Linked DNA regions of Mus musculus: region 1 is linked to region 2. A link is a contact called in ENCODE Hi-C or POLR2A ChIA-PET data. All regions are on one chromosome and are shown on one strand. The core of a region is the stretch at or near the end of the contact, and the rest is flanking DNA. Distances in the headings are between cores, read along the strand shown.

What was found. A loop is a pair of places that touch in the nucleus more often than their neighbours do. ChIA-PET counts read pairs that join two places held with the same protein, here RNA polymerase II (POLR2A).
Region 1: a loop to region 2 is called in a map of heart, with 2.1 times the contacts of the local background. The contact joins the promoter of Map2k7 here to the enhancer-like site in region 2. A Hi-C loop is called at or near these places in 6 of 37 maps with a recorded cell type or tissue (gastrocnemius, heart and left cerebral cortex). POLR2A ChIA-PET finds 5 or more read pairs at or near these places in 5 of 5 experiments (Patski and embryonic stem cell).

The regions. Positions count from the first base shown.
Region 1 is chr8:4,236,911-4,243,018 of GRCm38, forward strand. Map2k7 (mitogen-activated protein kinase kinase 7) reads left to right here and starts at 1,830. Exons shown (of 12, transcript NM_001164172.1): 1 at 1,830-2,123; 2 at 3,778-3,825. The coding sequence starts at 2,000. Lrrc8e (leucine rich repeat containing 8 family, member E) reads left to right here. Exons shown (of 3, transcript NM_028175.2): 3 at 1-560.
Region 2 is chr8:4,189,370-4,195,449 of GRCm38, forward strand. It overlaps Evi5l (ecotropic viral integration site 5 like), which reads left to right. Exons shown (of 20, transcript NM_001346730.2): 7 at 1,868-2,011; 8 at 2,216-2,305; 9 at 3,751-3,848; 10 at 3,937-3,997. Among named protein-coding and RNA genes, the nearest start is that of 4932443L11Rik, 10 kb to the left of the region's middle. Within about 2 kb of position 4,047, at least 1 of the 3 ENCODE cell types and tissues checked has a DNase peak (open chromatin) inside an H3K27ac peak, as active enhancers do; it is heart, where a contact is called at or near this core.

The DNA.
Region 1 (6,108 bases), core at 580-3,079, 45 kb after region 2:
AGGAATCTGCTACTAAGTAAGAATGCCAGGTAATTCTGATTCAGGTGGTCCTGAGACCACATAATGGAAATATTGACATAAAGACTGGGCTGGCACTGAAGCTCAGTTGTGAGAGTGCTTGCTTGACATGCAGGCAGCCCTGGGTCCCGTCCTCAGCATTTCATAATCTAGGAGTGGTGGAACCTATGTAATGTAGAGATGCCTGTATAGTACTCTGGAGGTGGAGGGAGGAGGCGTGAAAGGTTGGAGGTAGCCTGGGAGACGGAGCATAGCTCATCTCAAAACAACTAAGAATGGAATACTGACATGTCAGCTATGGAGCCCCTTTTCTCGAGCCGTAGGGAGTCCCATCAAGTTAAGCAGTGTTTTCTCAGGACAATGCTCATGGAACATAAAGAAGAAACTGTAAGCCGAGTCTCCTGTCACACATTCCCACCTGAGTCCAGTGCTGGTGAAGGCTACCTTTTTTCCCAGTTCATTCAGGGATTTTCTTTTGAATGTTTCCTGTGCAGGGGAGCATATACCACTGGGTGCTTAATAAACGAGAACGGTAATTTCCACCTCCTTGTACAGTATGATTGTCTAAGCTGCCTATAACTGGGGCCAAATGATGACACCTGTCTATCAAATCAGGCTGTCTGTCCTGGGAGGAAGGATATCCAAGTTACTTCAACGAGGTGAAGTAGAATCAAGAGAAATTGGGTAGTTTTCTGCCTAGGTTTTTTTTTTTTTTTTTTCCTAAAGAATCTACCTCACCCCACCCTCTAAAACAGTTGGATGGTGGTGATGCCTATCTTCAGTCCCAACACTCCAGAAGGCAGAGGCAGGTGGATTTCTTGAGTTCCAGGCCAGCCGGGTCTACAGAGTTACAGGGCAGCTAGAACTACACAGTGAAACCTTGTTGCGAAAACAAAACAAAACAAAACAAAACCAATCCAATTTTCCTCTCCTCTTTTATCCTTTTAACTCTAAGCTTCTCTCTGCTCCACCCATAGGTCATTACCAAAGGAGTTCTAAGAAGCCTTTAAAGGCCAAGGCCCATCCCAAAGTGTTCACTGTTGCTTCCGGAGTTGTGCGCAGCCTGACCTCCTGGGTTTGGTCTCTTGCTGAATGTCCCTGCACATTCAACGACCCGAATTTACACACAAACTTTATCCTAGCACTCTTGGAAGAACTTAATGCAGGGTGGGGATGGGGCTAGCAGGGCAGAGGCATCTAACCCCAGGGACTGTCTTCAGATAACATTGGTTTCAAGTCCGGATTCTCCGGGCGAAAGGATAGGAATGGGGCAGAAAGTCTGGCCTTAACCTTGATTCTGACACCGAGCTCAGGAATCACCAACTCTGGATTCCCTCTCCACTTGTCAGGGCTACTCTCACTGTGCTGGGACTGGCTGAAATGGAAAGGGATTACCATGGGCACCTAATTACGGTGAGGAGGCGGCTCCATGCTAACAGCGAGAGTTCAGGCCGCAATTAAGCATAACAGGTCCTCATGAAAGACCGTCCTAGACGAGGAAGGTTGTTCCGTGAGGGCGCGGGCACCAGAGCGCCCTAGAGATGCACACGAAGTGAAGAATAATCTGGGAACAGCCGTAAGCGTGTGCAGTAAAGGCGCGAGCTTGGCCGGTCTCCCGCTTCTGCACGCAGGCGTGCGGTTGACCGGACTTCGCTTTCTCTCTTTTTTTCTTTTTTTTTTTTAAGTGATTTCCAACAGCGCTTAATCGCCTGAAACTTCACGCATGCGCACTGCGGAAGGCAGCGATAGGCCATGACAATGCATGAGGCCCGCCTCGGGCTCTAGGTGGCATCAGCTTCCTACTGGAACCCAGTGCGCACGCGCGGCGTTATGCACGCGAGGCAGGGCGGGCACGCGCTGGGGTGGTCTAGGCAGGACGGCGGCTCGGCGGGGTCATCCGAGCGCAGGCGCAGTGCGGTGTTTGTCTACCCCGGACTGACGGGTGGCCTGGCGGTGAGCGGCGGCAGCGGCGGCGGGGAAGATGGCGGCGTCCTCCCTGGAGCAGAAGCTGTCCCGCCTGGAAGCCAAGCTGAAGCAGGAGAACCGTGAGGCCCGCAGGAGGATCGACCTCAACTTGGATATCAGCCCACAGCGGCCCAGGCCCAGTAAGCACGGCCTCGTGGGGGAGGGGCGGGCGGGGCGGGGCGCGCACTGGGAGGCCCCGCCCACCGGGCAGATCCTGCCCCCGCTTCCGGGGCGCTAGCTCTCCTCCCCTCCACTCTCTGTGCTGTCGGCTTGCAGGGAGAGGGTCACGGTGACCTGGAAGTCGGGTGGGCAGTCTCCAGGGCGACTCTCTCCGCCCACGTACCGCGGTCCCGAAGTTCACACCGTTGGTACCTGAGAGCTTAGTCCCTCACCCTGTGGTCGGCTTCCGGAGCCTTGTCACCTGCACCTTGCAGGCTTTCAGACTCGAAGCTACGCCGCTGTGACTACAACCAAGTCTTTTAACTCTGCAAACAGTTATATCTCTTCTGATTCAGTGGTTCCACTCCTGCCGAGTCAGTGACTGTCAAGAGGTCCCCTCCCCTAGCAGACAGTCCACACACGTGCATGCCTATCTGCCCATGTAGGTCACTAAGTCCTCATCTACATCCGTTTTGATTGGAGGCTTCTATTTGACTTCTTTGGTCATATCAGATGGCTCCTTCTAAGCTTGGAAGGACCTTGTCACTGGACCCAGCTCACTGCCTCCTACATACAGGGGCACCTCATATCTCTAATGACCAACTACTTTTCACTATTGCTGTCTAGCCCTCAGGAAACACATAGCCATCTCTCAGCCTGGCAGCCTTTGTCTACAGGGCTCAAGTGACTGCTACTACTACAGACACCTGTAACCAGTGTAGTCCCATCGAGTAGAAACGCACCTCCTTTCTGAGCCTACTGTCTTTGGGCCTGCCTCCTGACATACGGTCCTGTACCAAAAGTGCTTCCTCTTCCTTTCTAGACACACATCCAGCTTGTCCACCATGACCACAGTTAGCATCCTTGTTGTATCCCAGATACCCCTGTCCCAAGTTGTCTTTGCTGAAAGAATCTGGCTTTTTTTCTCCCCTCTCTGTCCAACCCTTCCTCTGTCCCTCTTGATTCAGCAGAATGTCTTCTTTATATCCTCTGTGATGTAATCTTTGGAGTATACATACTATAGTTGTCTGTGTGGTCACTATGGTAAGAGGGGAAAGGCAGCCTCCTGTAGGTGAAAATTCTGTTCACTACCTGGCCACCTGGCCTGACTGACCTTCACAGCTTGATCATCTTCCTGAAGAGGCATTCAGGATTCCCTCCATCCCTACCCCTTCTGGACAAAGTCTTCCACGTTTCCTTCCTGGGAGTTTCTTCCAGGAACTGGAGATACCCAGAGGTGGGGATGCATTTCACTGATTCTGCCTGGGACCAGAGGTTGGGCCCCTGCTGGATTCCAGGGCCATCCCTCCACGGCCCTGTGGATGAGACAGGGTTGGGAATAGGGTTCTAGGTGCCATAAGAGCTGCCTGTCCCTAGAGCAGAGTAAGACCTGGTAAGGCTAGTGGCTGGCAGGCCCCAAGGAGTCCCCTGCAGGTGTCTGTCTCTGTCAGCTCCACACCTTCCTGCCATCATCCCATCTCTGTTGGTTTCTACCCATCTCTGCAGTTTGGTGCCTTGTGCCTCCCCCTCCTCTTCATTATGATTTGATTTCTTTTCTGTTGGACAAATCGGTTGTTTCTGTTGTGATTTATTGTGGTGTTTTTTTTTTTCTCTTTTCTTCCTTTCCCCATCCAGTTATTGTGATCACTCTAAGCCCTGCTCCTGCCCCGTCCCAGCGAGCAGGTACCAGCCTTTTTATCATTGCTGCTTGCATATCTGCACATTGACCTAACCGCTGCCCCAGCTGCAGAATGCCATCCCTACCCTATGCTGTATGTGGGTGTGTGGGTGTATTTGTGTGTGTGTATAACTTAGGGAGAGAGAGAAGGAAAGAGAGTTCTGTGTCTTCATTTTCACTCTCCCTTAACTACAGAAATGTGAGCCTGGCTATACTTTCTCTGTGTCCATTAGTCTTCTCATTTCTTCTCTGGCTCAATCTGGAATCCTAGAAGATGAAATGAGCTCCCTTAATGAGCAGGAGTCTGCTAAGTGGGCACACAATGATGTGTGTGTGTGTATAAATAAAGTAGGTAGAGATAGGTGCACTGCTCTTATTTAATCTGTCTCAACTATGAAGTGAATGAGTGTCATTATTTGTGTACTGTGTCTCCTTTCAGAACCAGGAACCTAGCAGTAAGTAAAACAGATCAAGCTCCTATCCTGTGGGGCTGAGGATGCAGGATGGACGGGATCCATTAGTGGTCACGAAGCATGTGTCTGATCCAGCAGAATAGTCTAGTAGGGTCTCTGCAGAGGGGTCTCTCAGGGAAAGCCTATGGAGGATACAGGGTTTGAACAAAAGTATACCAAGAGGTTAGGGGAAACAAGACCTCCCCCCTCCACCCCTTCCTCCAACCTAAGGTCTCCAATGCTAGGTAGATCAGCTGTGCTAGTTCCTAGGTGTGTAATGTCCTGTGTGTGTAAGAGAGCACCTGTGTTGATAGAAATGAGAAGAGCTCACTATTGGTGCTAGTGTGTCCCAGCTTGTGTGTATACATGGATGCGTGTATGTGTGCTGTATGTACATGTTTGTCTTTTTGCACATGAGTGTATGTATGTTGGGCTGGTAGCCTGCACACATATGGATCCCATAAGTGGGTACATGTCTCCATGGTCTGTCTTGCTTTCTCTCATTCATTCAATCATTCTCACTTTGTTTTCCTTCACTGACTTATACTTAATCTACTTTCTAGGCCTGCCGTGTGGCTCTAAACCCCTCTAACTTCTGTTCTCAGGGCTTTTGTCTGTCTGTCTGTCTGTCTCTCTCTCTCCCCCCTTTTCCACCAAATCCATGCTTCAGAGAGTGGGGCCAGCAGCCTTTTCCCTGGATCTGGAGCAACCCAAGAGGGCTTGATGGTCTGTGTGGGTCAGGGGACTGGCAGGGAGTACAGAGGTTAGAGGTGTGGTCACTCCAGAGAGCTGAGTTGCCAGACAAAGAAGGATCACACATGTACTCATGGACGTGAGCTGTGGACAGTTCCTAGTGAGTCTGGATACAGTTGGGCCCCAACTACCAGAACTAGAAAAGACCTGGATATCTGCAGTAAAAGCCCATTTGTCTCTGACCATTAATTGCTGGGCCCAAGTTACTAAACGCCATTAGAGGGACTGTGGGAAGAGACGGTAGTAAAGATAAGGGTGGAGAGGTGTGTTAGAAAGTGGCAGGCTCCAGGCCTTCTGCGAAGTGATGCTTGAAGGGTGCTTGTTGCTGTCCTGAGCTGAGCTAGCCTCCGGGAGCCTTGGGACCCTTGAAGTATGAGAGGTTCATGGAGAGCAGATGCTTCCATGTACAAGGGGGCTCACGGCCCCTGCCTCTAGGCCAGAGAGACCCCCTAGCTCTTCAAGGAATGTCCTCTTAATGTCTCATATCCTCTCTGGCTGTCTCTGCAGCACCTCCTCTGGGCAGCTGGGTCCCAAGTCTTGGCTCCTCCTGTCTGTCTTTCTCCTGTCATCCCTCACCCTAACACTACCCGCCCGTCCTGGGGTGCCTGCTGCCTGCCTGCTATCTGCCTGTAGCATGCCCGAGCTGTCCGCATGCAGGCCATTGGGAAGTACCAAGCTCCCCTCCCTGGCCCAGCATTTCCCCCCTGGCCAGCCCAGCTAGCCCCTGGAAGAGCTTTGCCAATTAGATCACCATCGATCTCTCTTCACAAGAAATCAAGCTTACCCTGGGGTTCTGTTCCCGATCCCTTGACCCCAGCTCTGCAGGCCTGGCTGGGAGGTGCACAGATGAGACAGCTGGACAGAAGGTGGCCCTCCCTGGCCTAGGAGTCTAATCTAGGGCAAGACAGCCTGAAACCAGAGTTCCATAGCTCTTGGCTCTTGTCATCCACAGTGTAGTGTTGGTGGCCAGGCCAGGTTCTTGATGGGCATTCTGTCCTCACACATTCCCCATGTGAGCACTGCGGCCCTGGGCTGCTTCCTGGCACTGAGAGGGAACAGAGAGCTCTGCCAGGGAAGCTCCCT
Region 2 (6,080 bases), core at 2,797-5,296:
TGTGTGTGTGTGTGTGTGTGTGTGTGTGTGTGTGTAGGTGTGTAGGTACACACACATGCAAGCATACCATTCGTGTACTCTTGTACACATTCTTATACTCTCTGGCCAGCTTCAGAAGCCCATGGCAAGAGAACTGTGCCAGCAGTGAGTGGTCAGTGAAGGCTCCTCTTTCAGGCTCTGAGGACAGGGAGGCAGAGCTCCACACAGGCTGGAAGTTGAACAAACAGGAGGTCCAGGCACCTACAAAAATGAAGGCAGGGGGTTGGGGTAGTGTGCTTGCCTAGTATTTGTGAGGTCCTGGTTTGATCCCCAATATCCTTCCCTACCCTCAAAAAAAAAAAGAAAGAAAGAAAGAAAGAAAGAAAGAAAGAAAGAAAGAAAGAAAGAAAGGAAGGAAGGAAGGAAGGAAGGAAGAAAGAAAGAAAGAAGGAAAGAAAGAAAGAAAGAAAGAAAGAAAGAAAGAAAGAAAGAAAGAAAGAAAGAAAGAAAGAAAGAAATTTCGCTGGGCAGGGGTGGCACACACCTTTAATCCCAGCACTTGGGGGGCAGAGGCAGATGGATTTCTGAGTTCGAGGCCAGCCTGGTCTACAAAGTGAGTTCTAGGACAGCCAGGGCTATACAGAGAAACCCTGTCTCGGGGGAAAAAAAAGAAAAGAAAAGAAAAGAAATTTCACAGCTGGACATAACGATGAGCACCTTTAACTCTGACAGGCTACAGAGTAAGACCTTATTTTAAAAGAAAGAATAGGGTGGGAACGTAGCTCAGTCATTTGAGTGCCTGCCAAGCATGAACAAAGGCCTGCTTCAATTCCCTCCTTTGGTAGTTGGCACTTTACAAGTAGAGTCAGGAGGAGGATCAGGAGTTCAAGGTCAGCTCAGCTCCATAACAAATTGAATGCTACCCTATGATATATGAGACCCTCTTCCAAAAAGTAAACTATGGTTTGAGAAGATGGCTCAGTCAGTAAAGTGCTTGCTGCACAAATGTAAGGAATTCTGTTTGAACCCTCTGCATCCATGTAAAAGCCTCATAGGCTCATAGGACGATATTCCTGCTACCCTCACACGGGGAGGCAGAGGCAGCAAGAGGGCAGAGTTAAGTAAATTCCTGGAGTTTCCGGGCCAGCCAAATCAATGAACTACAGGTTCCATGAGAGGCATTGTTTTAACAAATAGGTAAAAGACAGCTGGACATGGTAATAAACACTTTTAATCCCAGCACTTGGGAGGCAGAGGCAACCAGATCACTGTGAGTTCATAAGCCAGCCTGATCTCCATAGCAAGTTCCAAGCCATCCAGTGCCACATAGTGAGATGCTGCCTCATAAAGAAAGGTTGAGATTGAAGGAGACAGCAGCATCAACCTCCGCACAGCCCCCTTACATATATGCATTCACATATGAACACATACAAACCTCCTACACATACTTACAGATAAAAAATAATTTGATCCCTAGCATCTGCCCCCCTCAAAGTTAAGAAGGAATTACAATGCCAAGCCAGAAGACCGAAGACTTTCACAGGCTATGATTTACACACCCAAGCAGATGTGTAACCAAAAGCATAGAGATGCTGGCTAAAGGGGAAACCCAGAGTTCTGATGCTGCCTTCTCCAGCCTCACCTTCCCCAGTGGTCTGCTGCTATCTAATAGCCTGAAGCTGAGGTCATCGCATTTTGACATGTATTTTCCCAGGCCCTGCTTGTAGCCCCATGGCACTCAAAGTTCCAGTATGCCTCAGCTTATCCCCAAACACAGTAGCTAAAAGAGGACCTAGGAGGGACCTTGGCTGCCCAGGGTAGGTCAGCAAATACTCCTTGGAGGTGAGGGGCACTGAGGCCCAATGCTTCCCTCTCCATCCCCACACAGGAGCAGCTTCCGGACCTGAATACCCACTTCCGCTCACAGAGCTTCCACACGTCCATGTATGCATCGTCCTGGTTCCTTACGCTTTTCCTTACCACCTTCCCCCTGCCTGTTGCCACCCGGGTCTTTGATATCTTTATGTATGAGGTGAGTGCCCCACAGGACACCCTTGCCCATTCCACTCTGCACGTGGAGAGAATCACATCCCAAAAGGAGTCCTAGCTAACAGGACAAAGGAGGGGCTAGAATGCAAGGAGGGTCTGAGCCTCCTGGTGGGAGACAGGAAGCTCATTGGTGAGGGATTATTAATGGGAGGACAGCAAGCTCATGGGACTATGGTTGCTTTTGCAGGGACTGGAGATTGTGTTCCGAGTAGGCCTTGCCCTGCTGCAAGTGAACCAGACAGAGTTGATGCAACTGGACATGGAGGGCATGTCCCAGGTGGGTCAGGATGGCTGGGAAGATGAAACTGTCTCTCCTGGAGGTGACAGGCACTGGAAATCCCATGGCTAGTTGGTAGAGTGCTTGCCTAGCATGCACAAAGCCCTGGGTTCCATTTTACAGCATTATATAAGCAGGCATAATGATGTATGTCTTTAGTCCCAACACTCAGGAGGTGAAGGCAGGTGAATCAGAAGTTTAAGGCTAACCTGAGCTATACAAGATTCTAAGCAATAGGTCTAGCAGTGATGGTGCATACCTTTAATTCCAGCACCTGAGAAGCAAAGGTACGCAGATCTCTGAGTTTGTTTCAGTCTTGAAAAAAAGCAAACCAAAACAAAAAACAAACAAAGATTCTAAGTGACAAGGGAGGGGCTGGCTTCCCAATAGAAGTCACTCCTGAGCATCTGGGATCCTTTCTTCCGTCCCTTGAGGCCCCTGAGGAACCCCAGGCTCTGTCAGATACAACCCAGAGCCAGCAACCTAGTACTGGGGAGAAGAGAAGGCCAACACTCAACTGATTTGGGGAAGTCCTACTCACTCTTTCCTACCCACTTGTTGCAGGTCCCCAAAGCTTGCCTGCAAAGTAAACCCTGAGAGTAAACATTTGGGAGGTTTTCAGTATGTTTTCATCCCAGCTCTCAGCCTGGGGGACACGGGAAGGAGCCAGGCATCTTGAGGTAGCCTCATACCCTGCTCCTCCCTGCCTGCGCCTTCTCCTGGCACAGTCTGCTAGATCCAAAGCCAGCTTTCCCCTCACCATGGTTTCCCCATCACACAGGCCCCTATTCCCTCCCAGCATCCTCCAGCTGGTGCTTCAGAAAAGAATGCACAAAGACCACAGTTGTGTTTGCGAACACGGCCATACATTGTCCAAGACTGCCTGACTGGAGCAGCTGGGCAGAGGAATAGGACCTGTGTCCACTGAGCTTGTCTACCCACTTCCTACGGAGGGTTCCCCCATGCTCAGACCCCATTCACCCAGCCCTGCCTTCAGGAGGTCCTCTGGCCAGATTGTCTTAATTTTATTTATTATTAGTGTTAATGTGGGGGTGGGAAGAGGGAGAGAGGAGGAGGGCTCATGGCACACAGTATCTCACAATTCAATTCTCTACTTCCACTCTCTTATTCTTTCCACTGTTGGTTCCAGGGATGGGACTCAGGTCAGGCTTTGCAGGCCAAGCTGATCCCCACTCTCAGCCTCAGCCCCAGTTTTCTCACGCTTCCCCCAAAAGCCTGCTGGGAAGGCAGGCCTCCCTTCTAGTCTAGCTGTTCTCTCTCCTGCAGTCAATTCATTTGCACAACAAATGTTGGCTGAATAACCAAAAACAAACAGCCTGAGTGCTGAGACAAAGAGAAGCCTCAGGCAAATCAGAATACAGTTAGAGCTCTGGCAGACCTGGTGGTCAGGGCCCAAGTGACCATGACTCCCTGTGTCTCCACAGTACTTCCAGAGAGTCATCCCCCACCAGTTTGACAGCTGCCCAGACAAGCTGGTCCTCAAGGCTTATCAGGTCAAGTACAACCCTAAAAAGATGAAGAGGTCAGTGCCCGGGCGTGGAGAACTCAAATGGGAAGCCCACCTCAACCCCAGGGAGACGGGACTTTGACCGTGTGCCCCGTCCTCACAGGCTGGAGAAGGAGTACGCAGCTATGAAGAGTAAAGAGATGGAGGAGCAGATCGAGATCAAAGTGAGTGCCTGAGGCGTGGGGGAGGGGCAGAGATGGGCTCCCCTGAGGCTTTCCCTTACAAATCCAGAGCTGGCCGCTAGAGGGCGGGCCTATCTAGCGCACGGGTAGAACAGGCTGGCCTGGGCAGACAATCTCTGGCTTCGGATGACCCTCGCTCACTTGACCTTTCCTTCACCTGCCAGCCCCGCGTGGGAGCGCATTCCCCAGTTGGCATGTCCTCAAAGCTGGCCACACAACAGTAAACAAGACAGTCAAAGATCCTTGCCTTCATGTCCCCGAAGCACCCCAAGTCATGGGGCGACCTCCAATAAATCACTGAAATAGTGTGGATTCCACAGAGTGCTCCGGATGTAGTCATACAAGAAAGAGACAGTCGCGCCTGGGAAGACACTCTAGGTCCTCTAAGTCCAAGAGTCCAGTGTAAAGGGCCTAGGATAGAAGTATGTACCTGGTGGGCAGGAGGACACCCCGAAGGCTGGGGGCACAGAGGAGCCTCCCGGAAGGTTGAGAGCTAAGGAGTAGGGTTCAGGCAAGCCAGATGGATATGTAGGCTAAGGATATGTAGACTACAGTATGGGCATCCACTGAGAGCTCTGGTTGTGCTGGTAGCCAGCTTGCCAGCCCATCAAAGTCAGTGCCTTGAGTGCACAAAACGTCTGAAACTAAACTTACCTCTCAATAGCCTCTTCACCTCTCTTCATGTGATTTTAGCTGTTCACCCAACAACATCGATTGAAACAAAGATGAGACCTGGTCTTAAGTGACAAGGACCTGGCTTTCCAGATAAAGGCACTCTTGAGCATCTAGAGTCCTTCAATATCTTTCCAAGCAGACCCAGGTACTTCCAGGTACAACCCAGGGCCAGGATGAAGAAGAGAGGAGAAAGAAAAGCTCATACCCACCTACTTCAGCCAGCCAGCCAGCTATACATTCCCAAAGTCCGCTGGCCAAGAATAAGGGCCCTGCCACACGAAATGGAGGACAGGCAGGGTTACAAACCTACACATTAGCCTGGTTTTGTCCTCTCCAGTTGATGAGTCAAAGTGGTTAGCACTGGTGTCCCACAGAGGACCAGCTGTGTGACCCGGGCAGGTGAATTCACCTCTCTGAGCCTTGGAGCTTTGCTGTGCTGGTCCTATTACTGCCAACCTCATGCTCATTGTTCCTACCTCCTGTAGGAAGTCAGGGGCAGGGGTATGTGCCTGAAGGCTGAAGCACTTGGCCCTGCTTGAAGTTCCCAGAAAGTTTTCTATCCTGGGTTTGTGAGCCATCTCACAAGGAAGGTAGCTTGAGGGTTGCACTAGACCAAATGTGGTCCTTGCTGTGTGCAGATGAGCAGCCTGCTCTCATCTGGTGACTGTGGGGACCCAGGAATAGAAAAGAATGTCACAGACCTTGAGACCACAGGCCAGATTAAAAATTTCTCCAGAGAAGAGATTTCCCCAGAGTGTTCGAAGAGTCAGACAGATGTCTCCTCATAGGGCATCTTACAAGTGTCCTGCAGTTTGGTCTTTTACTTTTAGACTGTTTCAAAACATCCTGGTTTGATGCTGGGAGGTCACAGTGATGCACGACTTTAATCCCAGCACTCGGAGGCAGAAGCAGTTGAATCTCTAGTTTTGAGGTCACCCTGGTCTACAGAACAAGTTCTGGGACAGCCAGGGCTACACAGAGAAACCCTGTCTCAAAAAATAAATAAATAAATAAAACAAACAAACAAACAAACAAAAACCAATCCCTTATTTGTTTGCATCAGGAAAGGCAAGATGACAGGTGCATAGACAACTGCCTTTGAGAGAAGTGTTTGTTGAGGCTGAGGCAGTAGCTTAGTGGTGAGCATTTGCCCAGCATGCACAAGGCCATGGGCTCCACCCTCCGTATAGAACAATAGAAAAAAAGGAAAGAAGGGGCAAAGGATATGGCTCAGTGGGTGAAGTATTTGCTGTGCAAGCATAAGGGCCTGAGTTCCCTAGAACACACATAAAGAGCAGTAGTGCGCTTTTCATCCCATCCACAGAGACAGGCTGATAGATCCCTGGGGGTCACTGGCAAGCCAGCCTAGCCAAATTGGCAAATTCCAGGT